Regions from separate parts of the Mus musculus genome. Here region 2 is linked to region 1. The links are chromatin loops, found by intact Hi-C in ENCODE. Cell type or tissue: left cerebral cortex. All regions are shown on one strand.

Region 1 (8,000 bases):
CTTCCCTAAATCTTTTTATATGTTAATTAACTCAGCAAAAATGATGGTTTTTTTCCCCTGATCGAAATCAGCTGATCCTAATCACTTTTTCACAGATGATGTCAGTTAGCCAAAGAAGGTGAAAGAACATGGTGTTGGAATTCAACCAGGACAGAGGCTCTCAAAGATTTTGTGTTATTTAGTTGCCTTAATCTTAAAAAGCCAGCCTTGCTGCTTTTTCATTCATTCATTCATTTCATTTATTAATGCAGACACTGAGTTGCAAAAGACTCCAAAGTGACCTGCCCGCATTTGCCTCACTTGCAACAGTAACACTCCTTCTGCTCCGTCATAAGTTTTTAAAATTACGAGACTGTTATCTTGGCTTCAGAAACACTGAGAAATTGTGTTAGTGCTGCAGGTCTCTGCCCCCCTGAGGTGGGTAGGGGGACACTGGGACTGCACTTGTATTTTTTAATGAGGTCTTATCTGAGAGCTACTCCGTCAGACCAGGGTAGCCTCAGTTTGGTGATAGGAGGAGCCTTGCCAGACAGTGCCCCCAACTTCTCAGAGGACCTGTGACTCTAGCCATGCCTCACCAGCAGTGTGTATGTTAGCACTGCTCATCTGAGCGGCTCCCTCCTTCCTCACCAGCCCCCACTGCTTCCTGTTGTTTTCGCTGATTTAGCAGGGCTTCAGAACTGACAAGTGACTTCCCGGAGAGTTGAAACCATCAGGCTACATCAGAATCGCTTTTCAGAACCAAGCTGAAGTGTCTGCAGAGACATCCCATCCCAAATGTAGCTTTGGCATCTGTGCAGGTGAAATCAACCGCCTGCTCAAACAAGAAAATAAATAAATAAATAAATAAATAAATAAATAAATAAATAAAGAGGTGGCAGTGGGAGAAAAGATGACTTTTCAAACACCAGTGTGTGCTTGTTTTCCTTTCTCACCCCCCTTCCCCACACTTGTCTGGTAACAGGGACCCCATAAGCCTCCCTCTGATTGCTGCTCACTTTCCTAGAAGTGATGAGATCACTGGTTCCTTCCGGCTCTAGCCCTACCCCCATAAGGACAGGGTCTGAGGACAGCCCACCAGGTTCAGCCACCACCTTTGTCTCCTTTGCCTTTTTCCTTCTCCCTTAACTGTCTTTTCTTTCTCTCGGCTTTGTGAAATTTCCCTTGTTCCTTCCAAATGGCATACTTACCTCTCCAGAGCCCAGTCCAAACCCAGGTTGTTTCCAGAAGCCAAGTTAGGAGGCTGCTTAGATGACTGACAGATACCAAGATGAGTGCTGATGATCGGAGGATCCTAGACCAACTTGAACTCGGGCTCCGATTTTAGCCTCCTCTGCTGCCGAAAGAACATTCATCTTTGTGTTGAGCTCATCCAAGCTAAAGAAGGCATTCCTTTGCCTGAAATACATAGGGGGGAGAAAAAAGACAGAAAGGTGTGGGGGGGGGGGAATAAATTTAACCATGCTGTCCTTTAAAACTAAATATATACCCCTTTCTCTGTTCTGATTGGTCCATTTCCGTTGACAAGTGGATCGTGAGGAAAGGGAATATCCTGAACTTAATTGTAAGTTAAGTCTCCCTTAATCCAGAAGAGCATTTGAGATTCTGTCCAAGTGTTCAATTTCCCAGGCCGCTGAGGTCTGTGAATTTCTTTTCCCAGCCTCCAGGCTGCTGCAGTACAAGTCAGCATAGCTAATGCAGATAGATCTCCTGCCTCTCGCTCTCCTCCTCCCTCGCCTTTGATTCGATATGAACAGCCTGGTAACTCCGATGCTGGGGAGAAATCTGACATAACTCTGCAGATGACTAGGTGGCCATGAAACACCTGGGGATTGTTCTTTAAGAAAAGGTAACATTTATATGCTAATGATGTCTTCCCCCCACCCCCTTTGTTGCATTTTTTTCCTAGGGCTACCAGTTCCCAAGAAGAGCCCAAAGTCGGTAAGGACTTGTCATTTACTTGGTGCTTGGAGGGGGAGGGGGAAGCGGGGAGACCCCATCGGGAGGAAGGTAAGCCGCCCGGGTTCACCTGACTAAATGTGCTTTTAGATTGGTTGCGGGATCCAGGAGCTTAGGCTCGTTTTATTAAGTTCTGGAATACGTTTGATATCGATGGTCTTGGGGTTTGTCTTTTAACTATGTAGAGATGTAGAAGCAGGATGCAAAAGCCAGGAGGATTGAAATAATGCAGTGTGGCTTCTGTACACAGATGCTCGCAACTCCTTTGAATGGGCGAGTTTCTGAGCGGTTTCAACTTGATACAAATGCTATTGTTTCCTTTGGGGGAGGAAGAGAGAGAAAAGGCTCCACCTGCTTGCTCACTGGCTTCTCAACTGGTGTTCGCAGGGCAGCCGTTCACATGGCTACCGGCTCTCTCCAAGCTTCCTTATGCACGCGATAGTTATTTTGTGAATAATTATTTTTCACAAAACCAAACGCCCATGGGTTTAGAGGAGAATTGCTATGCCTGTATATGTCCGTGCTCTCAGATAACAGTGTTCACTGCCCAACACTAAGAATAAGACATTTCCTTGCTAGGGAAATGTCCTTTGTTGTTTTGCTAGCTTTAGCAGCATTATGCTGCAGGTATGGGATTCTTTTAAAAAAAAAAAAAATCAATGTTTTGCTGTCCTTTCTAATCTGGTTTCCATGAAGATGCATTACCTACTTGGCATGCTGGCTAATAACCTAGAGGCTATAGTGTTTTGCTTGGTCGTATGAGCTTTTACTCCCAGGGCACTAACAACAAATTAAAATGCTACTTAAAAACTCCAGACCTGTGACTTGAATGCCTGTGAAATTGAACGAGGTGGCAGGAGGGCCTCGAGTCATTAATATTAGGATGAAGAAGGGGGACTTCCTTGTAACTTAGAAGATTTGAGAACGGGGAAATGTGTGGCTTTGTGCCATCTCCGGAGGAAGAGGACCTTTAAAACTTTGCAGCTTCGACTGCTGCAGCCGAATTCTTTCCACCTGTCTGCAAGCAGGCAGAAGTTTATTAAGGAGGGGGCTGCGTGCGTTCTGAAACGCAACTCCCTAGTTCTGCAAAGAGAAAAACCAGCGGTAATCGGTGTGGCTCTGATGGCACGCACGGTACCGTGGCCACTGGAACACTGACATCGGGGGCTGCTTCCCGTGTCAGTTTGTGTTAATGTCCAGGCAGGAAAGCGCAGAGATGCGTGCGCATGTGTTTATCGCCGTCCCTGGGTCATTGTCAGAAACCCATTCGGCCCTCAGACAAATCAAAGGCAGCTGGAAGATGTGTCTCCTGAGCCTGAGTTAGTGTGAGCTTTCCTTTTTCTCCCCACCATGGCCACGCTGTGCTGGTGCACGGGCCTGTTTTACACATCCCACAGGCTGTGGAATCTTGACAAGGGAGGCTTTGCACTAACAGCAAGATTTCAGGTAGCAAGGTGTTCTCTAGCACCTAGTATTGAGCATGCACAGAGCCCATGTTCATGAAGTCAGTTAAGAGAATTCGCTGGCAGTTTATTTTTGTAGTTACCATGTCATTAGTGAGCAACAAGCCAATTACTTGGGTTGCATTCCTAGGAAAAAGCTCTCTTAACTGCTTTGCCCACAGTCTGCTGGCTCCTAATTACCACAAGCTAAGAGGGTGTGTGCTGCTGGATTTAAGAGCAGGTTCGCAGCTTGGGGCTTGTCCTTACCTGGGTCCTGCTTCAGGACAGGGACGGCAGCTTGCATGGCATGCTGGCACGCTGGCAGCTGCTGCACATGATGAAGGGACTATCAGCCAAGGGCTGCTGTTGGCAGGAGAGCATTGCAAACATCTGTGATCAGTGGGGGCTTGTACAGGTGGGTGGAAAGCTGTTTCCCTTTCCCCAGTTTGAATGTGGATGGTACCCTGCCAGCGGGCCAGATGATGGTGGGATGTTTTCAGTGGGGTTGGAGGGAATCCACAGGGATGCTGGGTGTCCAGGTGCTGGATGAGCCGCTCAGGTGGTGACAGATAGTGTCAGTTCTATAGGCTGCATAGTTAGTTAAAGGTGTAGCGGTGGTGCCTGGGTTGTAGTCCCTGTGGATTCCACCCCAGCTCTGTGACTAGAATCTGAGTCAGGTCCACACTATTGGCTGCCTGCTGAGGTTCTGACACGCTTGGCTTCCCCCGATGATGGACAGGGTCCCTGTATTCCCATACTTTTTCTTTCTTTCTTAATGTTTTCAATAATTGGGCAGTTGAGGTTTTATTAGGGCAGAAGGGTTTAGCATATTAATGTTGTTTTACCTCCTGGATTGTCCCTACAGCTTACTCTGAATAAGTAACTTACTAGATTTAGTTTAAATGACGTTTGTGGGTTTTGTATACTCTTGCAGGAGATTGATGGTACCTCAGTAACATTTTATTAATTTAATACCTGGATTTCTACATCATAGATTTTTCTACCACATTGCAGTAAAATAAATAAATAAATAAATAAATAAATAAGACACATTTGCTGTGGAGTTTTAGACTTCTCTGAAAAACTTGTGCTGTAACCCAACTTAGTCATTCTGAGGAGAAACTTGAATTGCCAGTGCAAATTGCATACAGAGATCTTGAGAGTGTAGGGATTTCTGAATTCTAAATTGCACAGCAAACATTGTAAGTCAGATCCACCCGTGTTCCTGCTGGGTTACCTCCCACAGTCTCTGTTCTCCTATTGTTGAACTTTCCATTTCTTTACCTGTTCACCAGTCTTGTGCCCATCCATACATTTCTCTTCCTCTTTCTCAACCATTTATCCATCCTGTCATTCAGCACATGTAGTAGTGAGGACCACTAAGTGTGGAACTTGGAATGAGACATTGGAAGTGGAAATGTTTAATGACTGTCTTCTAAGTGATAATAATAGCATGGGTATCCGGGAACTAAGACAGAAAATATCCCTGCCTCCCAGCAACTGGGGAGTGAAATAGATACCACAGCATAGACAGGCCTGTCTAGACCCTCTCCTCGTGGGGATTAAAGTCTGCTGAGCGCAGGTGTGGAGAGTTGAAGCAGAACTGAGTGTATACCTTATGCTGCTCATGCTCTCAGTCACAAGGACCTAAGTTGAGTGTCTTACAGAGCCCAGACCCAAGGTAGAATGAAGAACTGTGGCCAAGAACACCCACAGTGTTAAGACCAGTGGCGAGGTGATGTCTTCAAGGTAGCAATAGAAAGCTTCACTCCATCATTTCCATTCCTTTTACCTGTAAGCGATGCTGAAGGAAATTTCTGGAAGGAGTCATTCATTAACACATGTGAGGAGGACACAAGACCTCTTAGCTGGCAGCCGCCCTGGTGACCCCTTGCCTGAATCACCCTCTGTGACATGATCTACCTCTCACACTGCACTCCTAGGCTTCACAATCCCAAAGCCACCACATGATCTCGTCACAGCTTCTACAGGCCTCGAGAAGTAGTGAGGACGTAGATGAAGAAAGGAATAGGTGGACTTCGAATTATCTTCTGGCCTCTTACCTCCCACCTCAGTGAACAGCCCATGGGAGCCTCTACAAGTATACACTGTCCATCTTGCCAAATTCCTTATATTTTTATGTGACTCAAATTTCCTATTTCTGTCCAGCCAGTGTTCTATGCCTTCACCCATCTGTGAGACAGAATTTGATTGAGAGGCAAGAGATATAGGAAAGAGGCCGAGGGAAGAGAAGCTGGAGCTCTGGGCATCTTCACACCTCTGATGACCTTGGCCTCATACCTCAGCCGCACTTGGATCTGCTCCTGTTGTCCATGCAAATCGCTGCAGTGGCCTTGGGTCTTGGCAGATACATCAACTGTAAATAATTTGGCTTTAAAATGGATCAATTTGTCATCTTTAAGCCACATGAATTCTTTCCATCATCTAAGCTCCTAAGTGCTGTCTGTATTCATTTGTTCTCCCGAGCAAATATTTTCAGTTTACTTCATAAGAGCCTCCATTTCTAACTCATTCTGTGAAATCCTGATGAGGTAAATTTTTTCCCCATTTCCATTTATACAAACCACCGCGCCTTCCCAATTTCCCTGACCTGACAGTAAGTAGTATGAGAGAATCATTCATTTTAGAGAGATAGGTACAATTTCATTCTAAAAGGCTTTGTGATACAAGTTCATGGCCAAGGACTCTTAAGGAGATTTTAAAATTAAGCCCATTTTCTTCTTCTAAGTTGGTGGAGATTTGAGATTGAGGAATGAAAATCTTAGTTCAGAAATCTCAGCCCAGTGACATCAGCATGGGTGACGTGTCTGGGTGCATAGCACACGCCCTGACCATGAACTCAAGCTGGGCTGTCTTGAGGACAATGCAGTGTCTCTAAGCTGGGGGCTTGCTGCTTTGTGTCTAAGGTGCCTTATCCTCCCTCCTCTCTCCCTGGTCAGCATTGTGTCTCCTCCATCATACCTTTGTCCCAGTAGAAGCTATCTCAGTGCAGAGCAACAGTGAACTTCACACTAGCCCATCTGCTCCCAGTCTTTTCTCTATATCTGTCCCCAACCTAGGAGCCTGACCAAACTTCCCAGAAGTACATTAACTCTAATGCACTCCTATTTTGAGTGCATAAATGGATTCTTGCTCTAAAGTTAAGAATGAAGCCAGTGCTTACAGTACCACACAAGGCTCTTGCATTTTCTGGCTCCTAGGTCCATGTCCAGCTCCTTCATCCAATCGCTATTCATTCTACATAGTCCAAGCTCACATTTTGTGTGAGGACTTAGCCCAAGCTGGGTCCATTGCCAAAATACTCTTCTCTACACCCATCCATAAAGCCTGCTACCCAAAGGACATTGCGGTACATTGCTTTAAATGTATTCTGAATGCTTGATTCATTTAATCTCCATCTGCACACATACTTTTATACTCGGATATAAATTCCAGGCAATTAGGTAACATCTTTTTATTTATCTGTTGTTTTTCTTATTGTCTGGCACAGTGTAGATTATTCATTTGTATTTGTTGGTCGAGCAAATAAATATGTTGCAGGTGATCGCTGCAGGAGGGCCTTGTCTGATATCATGTTATGGCACTGTTTCTCTTCATCCATGCACACACAGGCTTCCTTTAACAGGACTACAGCCACAACCTTACAGCTGCTTGTCTTTGAGCAAGTGCCTCACTTAGAGAAATGAGATGGAGGTAGCACACGCCTATAACCCCAGTACTCCAGAGGCAGAGACAGGAGAATCCAGAGTTTGTGCTTAGCCTGGGCTACACAGTAAAGCTTGCTTGCTTGCTTACTTGCTTGCTTGCTTGCTTGCTTTTTTTTTTTCTTTTTCTTTTTTGTTTTGTTTTGTTTTGTTTTGGGTTTTTTTGGTGTTTCAAGACAGGGTTTCTCTGTATAGCCCTGGCTGTCCTGGAACTCACTTTGTAGACCAGGCTGGCCTCGAACTCAGAAATCCGCCTGCCTCTGCCTCCCGAGTGCTGGGATTAAAGGCGTGCGCCACCACGCCCGGCTCATAGTAAAGCTTTCTTACACACAAACACACACACACACACACACACACACACACACACACACCGAATGATTTTAGTTTGAGAGCTTTATATAAATGGTGTTTTCCCCTTGACCAGTTTTGAACTCTAATAAAGGATGTCATTGAAAATGAAAAACATTTTGAAACATTTGAACATATGCACACAGAGTACAAGTCCAAAAACCCTAAGATTTCCATTATAGAATGCATCTTCTTTAAATTGAGGGGATGTGGTTGGTTTTAAAATTAAGCATAAGCCAGAGCTAAATCTTACCAAGGTGCAGATTCAGAAAGCCTCCAGATGACCGGGCCATAGTCCTCCAGTATGTCACCAAGTCAAGCCAGTGAGTGAGAGTTCTGTGGTATGGTTTTTGGACCACATTCTCCATACTTTTGGAAATTCCCCTCACTGGTATTTTCCAACTGAGATGCCACTTTGGATGACATTAAAGGGACTCCCAGAGGCACAGTTGGACAGAAATGCAGCTTTGTGCCTCTCATTTTGTTTTAAATCAGACCTCAAAGAGGTCTTGCTGGTGAGGTGAGG
Region 2 (8,000 bases), 57 kb after region 1:
GCTCAGGGGTTGTGTGTTTTTCCTGCTTGGTACATCCTGGTGTTTCTTGCTCAGCTTGGAGAGGATCCTGTACTTGCTTTCTGTTTGCTTGGTTTTGTTCCAGTTAGTTCACTGTTGAATTCTGTAGTGCATCAGTCTTCTCAGGTTGCTCCTATAGACTACCGTGGAGTTGGTGATGGAACAGACATTTATTTTCCAACACTTCTTCACTTGCAAGTGACTTCTCTGCTGTCTTCTACTGCTTTTCTCCTAGTGTCACTTCCTGGAAAGGACAACAGCTCTGTCTGATTAAGTCCTGTCCTTATGATGTCACTTAGCCCTAACTGTTTCCTTATAGAACCCTCTGTTGCAATGTGGACACACTGTGTGTAAAGAAGTTACATATGTGAATGTCTAAATGCTAATTTGTTTTCCTAACACATAGTATGGCTAGCCAATACTTAGCCCTATGTTCATCATGAGATGAATTCCTTTATTTGTTTAAAGCTTTAATAGAGCATGATTATTTCCCTGTAAACTAATAGCAACTTGGGCTTCTAACTCCAGAGACAGGCAGGGCATGGCAAGAGAGAAAACCACACAGAGGCATGGAGGAGTGGTTGTAGAGAGGCTGGTCCCCAGTTGCTCATTCTCAACAGCCCACAGAGTTCTCAGCTCTGAGAGTGGGAGAATTTGGCATTTGAGTATGCAGAGATGGAGGAGGCATGCAAAGCCAGAAATGTCCTGTGTGGGCTGCTAGCCTTCCCTGAGCACTAGAATACCCAGCAGCCAACCTGGGAAGGAGAAAGCTACAGGCCACAAGAAGACTCCCCCCAGCTCTGTTCCTAGCACCCCTCCCCCACATTGTCCAGGGAAGCCATTTCCTCATGCTAGAGTGCACTGCTATTTGGAGGATCTTCCAAGACACCTTGTGTCATCTAAACCCCCACCAAATCCCCTTTCCAGGAGACGTTCTGGAAATCGCTGTTCATAGGAGTCAAAGAGTACCAATCCAGACAAGATGAAAGATTTCTCCCCTCGGTAAATCTAACGAACTGGGCTCGGACCACCTGTCCTCAATACACCAATTAAGCAAGAGTTGTAAAAAGCAAAGAATGGGGGCTTTCTCAATGTGGCCATGATGAGTGAGAAGAGGACGAACTAAAGAAGCCCAGTGACCTCCCAGACAACCTCCTAGGTTTAGGAGACTCGAGGCTTAGGTTTCAGCAGAGAGCAAGAAATAGGCTCAGTTTAGCAATCCTGCCAAGGTGTGATCCTCCGATCATTGACCCATTCTGTCTGCTGAGCTTCCACCTCTCCTTCAAGGTAATTGGACCAGCTGCTGGGGCTCTGTGAGATCTGTTTTCAAGAGACAATTTCCTGCTGTGGCTGGCTCAGCCTTCCTCTTCTTCCAGCATCAGATTCCTGGGAATTCCAATTTTGGGGATTTCCGATTATTGTCTCAAGAGTCTGACCGACAAAGACAGGGATAGCAGTGTCTCTCTAGCATCCCCTCATGTCGTCAGAGCAGTTACAAATCCACAGGGCTCTCTGGATGTGGAGGGAGCTGGGAAGAATTACCCTGACATCTAGTCCAAGTATGTAGTTCTTACACGCGCACAGTTTGGATGGCCAGGGGACACGTAGAAATGATGGAGATATTTTGTTATCATACTGGGAGAGGGGTTTGTGCTATTAGCATCCACCAGTGCTCCCCAGCATCCTCCCACAAGGCACACAGAGCTCCTCCTCAGTAAGCAATCAGCCAGCCACAGTGCCAGCAGTGGCAAGGCTGAGAAAGACTGCCTTTAGCCAAATTTTAGGAATTCCCAGGGAGCTTGCAACTGGAAAATACTTCAAAAATATTAACAATTTAATTTTGTAGAAGCTATCATTTTAGACAAGCATACATTCATCCTCTAACTCCCAACTTGCTGGTTTGAATGCTTCTTTGAAATGGTTAGTGCATCAATCAATTTTCCTTTATGTTTGTTTTTTTGTTTTGTTTTGTTTTATTAGACAGCTCCCAAAACAGTCTGTTAAACTCCTCTGTCAGAACACCCAGGGTTCTCTGAAAAAAGCATGTGACATCCACAGCTGTCCTGGTTTGGTTATAGATTCACACTGTCATGTGGCCTCATTAAATTTTTAGCCTCGGCTGAAGATCCGAAGTCTATCCCTTGACTCAGAAGGCACTTTTCAGAGGGTGTTTTGAGGATTAATTAGTTAACTTTGGCAAGATGCTTTGAACAAGTACATTCTATATTCTATAATCATTGGGCAAATAGGCACCTTTTAGACACTATTACCTCGAGGCCCGACCCCTCACTTGCTTGAGCAGTTCCCTGGGAGCAAGCGAATTGGAGTAGGCAGTGGCCAACAGCCAAAAATCAGGAGCCTTATTGAAGACTGCTAGCTGAAGAGTCTCCTTGTATGATGAGAAAAACACTCCAAGGGAAGTTAAAAGCCTTTTGTAGTGACGGAAGACTTCTGAAGTGCGGTAAGTGAACCAGGACCGCCCCCACCCCCAACCCCCGGCCTGTTCGCTCATTTGTAATTATTGATCAGCTCCTACTCTTCCCTTTTCCCTCTTACAAAGAGCAGAGCCTGGTCAGGGACCGACCGCTCAAAACCCTCCCATGAGAGAGAGAAAAACACACACACACACACACACACATGTAACTTACATTCACGATGTTTTAGCTTCCGTGCAGACGTTTTAATTCTCTATATGGGAAGGATGTGTATGAATGCAGGTGTCCTTAGAGGTCATAGGCATGAGATTCCCCTGCAGCTGTTGTTACACATAGTCGTGAGCTCTCCAATGTGCTGAGAATTGAACTCAGGTCCTCTGCAAGAGCAGCGCATGCTCGTAACCATGGAGCCAACTCTCCAGCCCCTATGCAGACTTGACCTTTAAAAAATATATTCCTAGCTGGTCGGTGGCACACGCCTTTAATCCCAGCACTCGGGAGACAGAGGCAGGCGGATTTTTGAGTTTGAGGCCAGTCTGGTCTACAAAGTGAGTTCCAGAACAGCCAGGGCTATACAGAGAAACCCTGTCTCGAAAAACAAACAGACAAAACAAAACAAAAACAAAAACAAAAACAAAAACAAAAACAAAAAGTATATTCCTCCAGGAAGCGGGGGACCGGGAAAGGGGATTATGTTTGAAATGTAAATAAAGAAATATTCCAGTACAAAATAAAAAATATTTACTTATTTAATTTTTTAAAAGCAACGGCAACAAATTTATTTTTATTTTATGTGTCTGTCTATGTGACTGGGATTCACAGGTGCCATAGGTGGCTAGGATGGCTGGTTGCCACCTCCTTATGGTGCCTGCCTGCCATAAAAGCTTAGTCCACAGGGAGGAGGCATTCAAGTAGGTGTGAGCTCAGGTAAATCTTCTTTTTCTTCTTTTTATCATTTGCATTGCACTTATTGTCATTTGTAATTTTTAATTTTTACACAATATTTTTTATTATTTGGGAATTTTACATTATGAACCCAGATCACATTCACTTCTCAGTCCTCACAGTCCTCCCTTGTGACCTCAATCCAGAAGAAGAAGAAGAAGAAGAAGGAGAAGGAGAAGGAGAAGGAGGGGGAGGGGGAGGGGGAGGGGGAGGGGGAGGGGGAGGGGGAGGGGGAGGGAAATGACAATGAAGACAAAGAAGACAAGTCAAAAGTCAATATGTGTTGACCATTGGAGCATGGTCAGACTCCCAATGGCATCCCCCTTAAAGAAAACTGTATGCAACTGTACCATGTGCATGCCTGGTGACCACAGAGGCCAGAAGAAGACATCAAATGCCCTGGAACTAGAGTTATGGGTGCCTGTGGCAGCTGTGTAAGTGTTGGAATTGAAAATTTCCTTTTCCTTATAGCCTTAATTTTTATAGCCACTATCTGCTGCACTTGCAAGCTCCTTTTGATTTGGGCAAAAAGCAATTTTTGCCACTGTGTGTCAGGTACTGTGCTTGGAACCTATCTCATCCTCCAACACCTGTTAAGATAGGTATGGTTTTGTCCAGTTGACGTATAGCAGCATGGACGAGTCCTTGAGGTTACTCTGTTGATTACGGTCACCAAGCTGGGAAATGAGAATCATCCCCCAGTTGTTTCAAAGTTAGTGCTGTAGTATTTCAGCATCTCAAGCCAGGACAAACCTGTGCATCCCCCTTTTCCCACTTGGCTTTCATCCCCAAAGGAGTTGAATAGGGAAGATAGCACACTTGTCTCTTTTCAGATAAAGGGGATGTTTCCCAGCGCTTGAAAACTGGCTTCCACGCAGACTCCTTGACCATGAACCCACTAGCGCCACCTACCAGCAGCTGCCTAGTACTGCATTCTTCTTTCTCTTGGGGCTGCCCTGGGTGAGTCCTTCCCTGGCTCCCTTTGGTTTGGGTGGATTGTTTGTGAAGCCCAAACCATCACTCTCTGTTCCCCTTGCTGTCTCCTTGTCCCTGTGTACCTTGGAAGCACTAGTTGCTCTGCAGGGACTCAACTTGGGCATTCTTTTCAACCTCTATCAGTGACTTCATCTCTTTCTCCGGCTTAGATCAGTAGTTCCTAAACTTTGTGGGGGATTAGAATCACCGTGGGAGCCTTTAAATGTCCTAGACTGCTCGATAGATGAATTAGCTCAGCAGTGCTGATAATCAGGACGTTTTTCACTTTATTTTTTCAAAGCTCTCTGGGCGATTCTAAAGTGCAGTCAGACGTGAGACCCAGACACATGAGTCATGTCCTGTGCGTTCTTGGGTGACAGCTTATAAACTCCTCCCTCCACATGAGGCCTGTATCTCTGTTTCTAGTTTCCCCCGGACCCTGAACGTCCAAATTTAGCAAGTGAAAACGCAGAGGGTCCAGTCATACTCATGTTTCTCATAGGATGCATACTAAAAAAAAAAAAAAAAAAAAAAAAAAAAAGTATTGGCTATTTACCCAAAATACCTGCTGTGTCACATCTGGCAACCCCTGCTAAGGAAAACATGACTTCTCTGAGTTTCCCCTTAGTTGGAAAGGCTTTCCTGTGAGCCCAGGAACAAGCCTTAGCTTTCTCTGACACACCTTCTCCCCTGTCTCTTTGATTCCTGCCCTGTGAGGATGGGCCACTTTACACATCTTTTCTCGGCTCATACTGATGCCTTGGTCTTTTCTCATCACCTGGGTCTTTGAGGATTTTACAGTAACAACACTGAATCCTACACTCCATCCTTTGATGATCCAGGTTCCGTTATTTCCCAAAATATCCTCATGAAACACTGAGCTGATTCTGCACTTGGACCTGTAAAGGCCACTCATTAACGAGGAACAATGCAGAATATACTCTAGATTGCACAGCCCTGAAGGACGTTTCAGAAGGGCTCCCTGGCAGAGCCCAAGTACTGGGGGCAGTCTAAGAAAACCGTGTATCAGCATGAGTCTTCTACTTAGATTGGGATACCTGATCTTTTCCAACAAACTTCTAACCATTCAGGGAAAGCAGAAACCATGTCTTCCCAGAGTCGTTCTTGCTGATTTCTATCTGCATTTCCTAAAGACCTCTCTTACAGTTCCTGCTTGCTTAAACCCATCCTCCTCATCTTCCCCAGCACGTCAGACCTGGGATTGGTATACTAGGATTTTCACTGGTACCATTGCTTCCGACTTGTGTTCTCCTGATATGATTGGGTGTGTTGTATAGGTTGATAGTTATGAGTGTGTGTGTGCATGTCGGTGCAAACATACAGGTGCTTCCTCAATTGTTTTCCACCGTAATTTTTTGAGACAGTCCCTCCCTGAACCTGGAGGTTGCCACTTTGGGGAAGCTGGCTGGCTGCAAGGGCTCACGTCTCTAGCACAGGGATTATAGCTTTGTATTCTGCTCTACATTTTATAGGGGTGCTGGTGATCAAAGCTTAGACCCGAACTCTTCTGCAGCAGGCACTTACAGGCTGAGACACCCCCCTAGCCCAATGTGACCATTACAAAGTAGGTTGGCTTTTGCTACCAGTGTTGCTGTGTGGTTCCTTCCCCATAGTCCCTAGCTGTCCCCAGCATGTACTGCTTCATAGCACACCAACAGAGATTGTGCTAGCCTAGCTGGAAGCTGAATTTTTGTGCCCATGGGCTTTCAATGAGCAATGGAACCAGCTCTTTCCATTAAGTAGCAAACTGGCACTTCTGGGGAATTAAATACCAACTCAACAGCCTTAACTACCGTGGCAAGTCCTGGGTACACAGCCTCACTGTTTCTCCAAGTTCCCCGCTTAGATGCAATTGCATGAGGTGCCTGTTTGCTTGTTAGGTCTCTATGCATTGATTTTTCATAGATCTTTCTTGTCTAACCTTTTGCCCTTTCTAATAACTACCCAAGTCAACTGCTCACCTTTGGAGCCTTAACGTAAAGTCGGTTTGTGGAGGAAGCTCTCATTCATATTTTTGGCATGTTAGCTCATTAACATAAAATTACCCAGTGATGGGGAAACGTGAAATTTGAAAGAATACATAGATTCAAGAGGTTCATGAGTCTACAAGACTTTTTGTTCCTTACTGGAGTCCTGGCTTAAAACTCCAGAGATGATTTGTTATAAGCTATTTGTGCCATGCTCCTGCAGCCTCTAGCATCCCTTCAAGTGTCCCTACAACCACAAAAGAGGAGACTTGGGAATCATGTTATGGTCAGAGATGACTGAGCTGAGTGGTCATCAGACTGACACTAGACTAATAAAATCATTATCATCAGGAACATGGGGTTAATAATTAAACATTCCAGTGCCAACACAGTCAGGGGCCTGGGGAGATGGCATGGTCATAAGGCGATTGCTGTATAAGCATGAAGACCTGAGTTCACACCCCCAGAACCCACATTAAAGAGCTGGGCATGGCAGTGTACACCTGTTATCCTAGGGCTGAACAGAGACAGGAGGATTCCTGGGACTAGTTGACTAACCAGCAGAACAAACTGGTGAGCTCCAGGTTCAGCAAGAGACTCTTGTCTCAAAAAATTATGTGGAATGCAATCAAGGAAGACATTCAACGTGCTCCTTCACCCTTAATCTTCACTATCTTAGCTTTAACCATCAGCTTGACACAGTTCAGAAGAGAGTCTCTACCGAAGGATTATTGAGAGTTGACTAGCCTACAACTCTGATTGTCTTGATTTTTGGTTGATGTAAGAAGGCTCAGTCTACTATGTATGGCACCATCCCTAGGCAGGTGGTCCTGAACTGTGTAAGAAAGCTGGTTGAATATAATCTGGCATGAGAGAAAGTTAGTAAGCAGCATCCTTCATGAATCCTGCTGTATCTCTTTCTTTGGCTGTGAGGTGAGTTTCTTGGTTGGAAGTAACGTTGTCTGGGAGAGCAAGAGGTTTGCCCCACCTATTTCCTCTGATTCCCATCAGTCAAGGACTGTAACCTATCAGCTGAAATGCATCCTTTCTTCCTAAGTTGCTTTTGGTCATAGTAGTTGTCATAGCAACAAAGTGAATCTCTCTCTCTCTCTCTCTCTCTCACACACACACACACACACACACACACACACACACACACACCCCAAAAGAGAGAAGAGAGTGCCATCTCAGTCCCTGACTGTGTTTCAGCTCCTCCTTGACGCTCAGCTTCCATTCTCCATGGCTTCTGAGAGGCAGCCACTGTGCCCTAATGCTAGGTTTTTCCTTTCCAGCACTGTAGCTTGCTCAAGATGGCTTCCAGTCCTTAGTACCAAAGGGTCCTAATGAATAAAATTCCCATGGAGCTTGCTACCAAACAAAAGAAATATCCTTTACTGTACTTTCTTAGTGGAATATTTTTGTCTAGACCACTCAGATGACCAACAGTAAGAGCTCGGAGCCACGCTTGGGCTGCTGGGTAAAGCTGTGTGGAGAGGTTCAAGGCTGTGGTTTTGTTTTCTAAGGAACTTTTCTTTGTTGATTTTCTTTCTGTAGCCAGACAACTGGGCATGTTTGATGCTACTTCACTTCTTATAGCACTTTCTGTCTGAACTCTGCAGCATAAGTGGGTGCTCTAACC

The links. Peaks named below come from ENCODE experiments on the same cell type or tissue, not always from the same donor. Only the 100,000 strongest peaks of a DNase experiment are listed, where the experiment ranks them.
Region 2: it touches region 1 in a loop (2.1-fold over the local background); 4 of 42 quality-filtered maps call a loop at or near these places.

What each region holds. Positions count from the first base shown.
Region 1 is chr6:93,711,181-93,719,180 of GRCm38, reverse strand. Magi1 (membrane associated guanylate kinase, WW and PDZ domain containing 1) reads left to right here. Exons shown (of 24, transcript NM_001029850.4): 13 at 1,910-1,941. Among named protein-coding and RNA genes, the nearest start is that of Gm23035, 79 kb to the left of the region's middle. In left cerebral cortex, no CTCF peak of the experiment used is centred here; DNase peaks (open chromatin) are centred at 1,645, 2,226, 3,281, 3,741 and 2 more places; H3K4me3 peaks cover 2,402 bases; H3K27ac peaks cover 2,047 bases.
Region 2 is chr6:93,654,096-93,662,095 of GRCm38, reverse strand. No RefSeq gene overlaps it. Among named protein-coding and RNA genes, the nearest start is that of Gm23035, 140 kb to the left of the region's middle. In left cerebral cortex, a CTCF peak has its summit at 4,313; DNase peaks (open chromatin) are centred at 128, 687, 1,357 and 4,308; H3K27ac peaks cover 638 bases.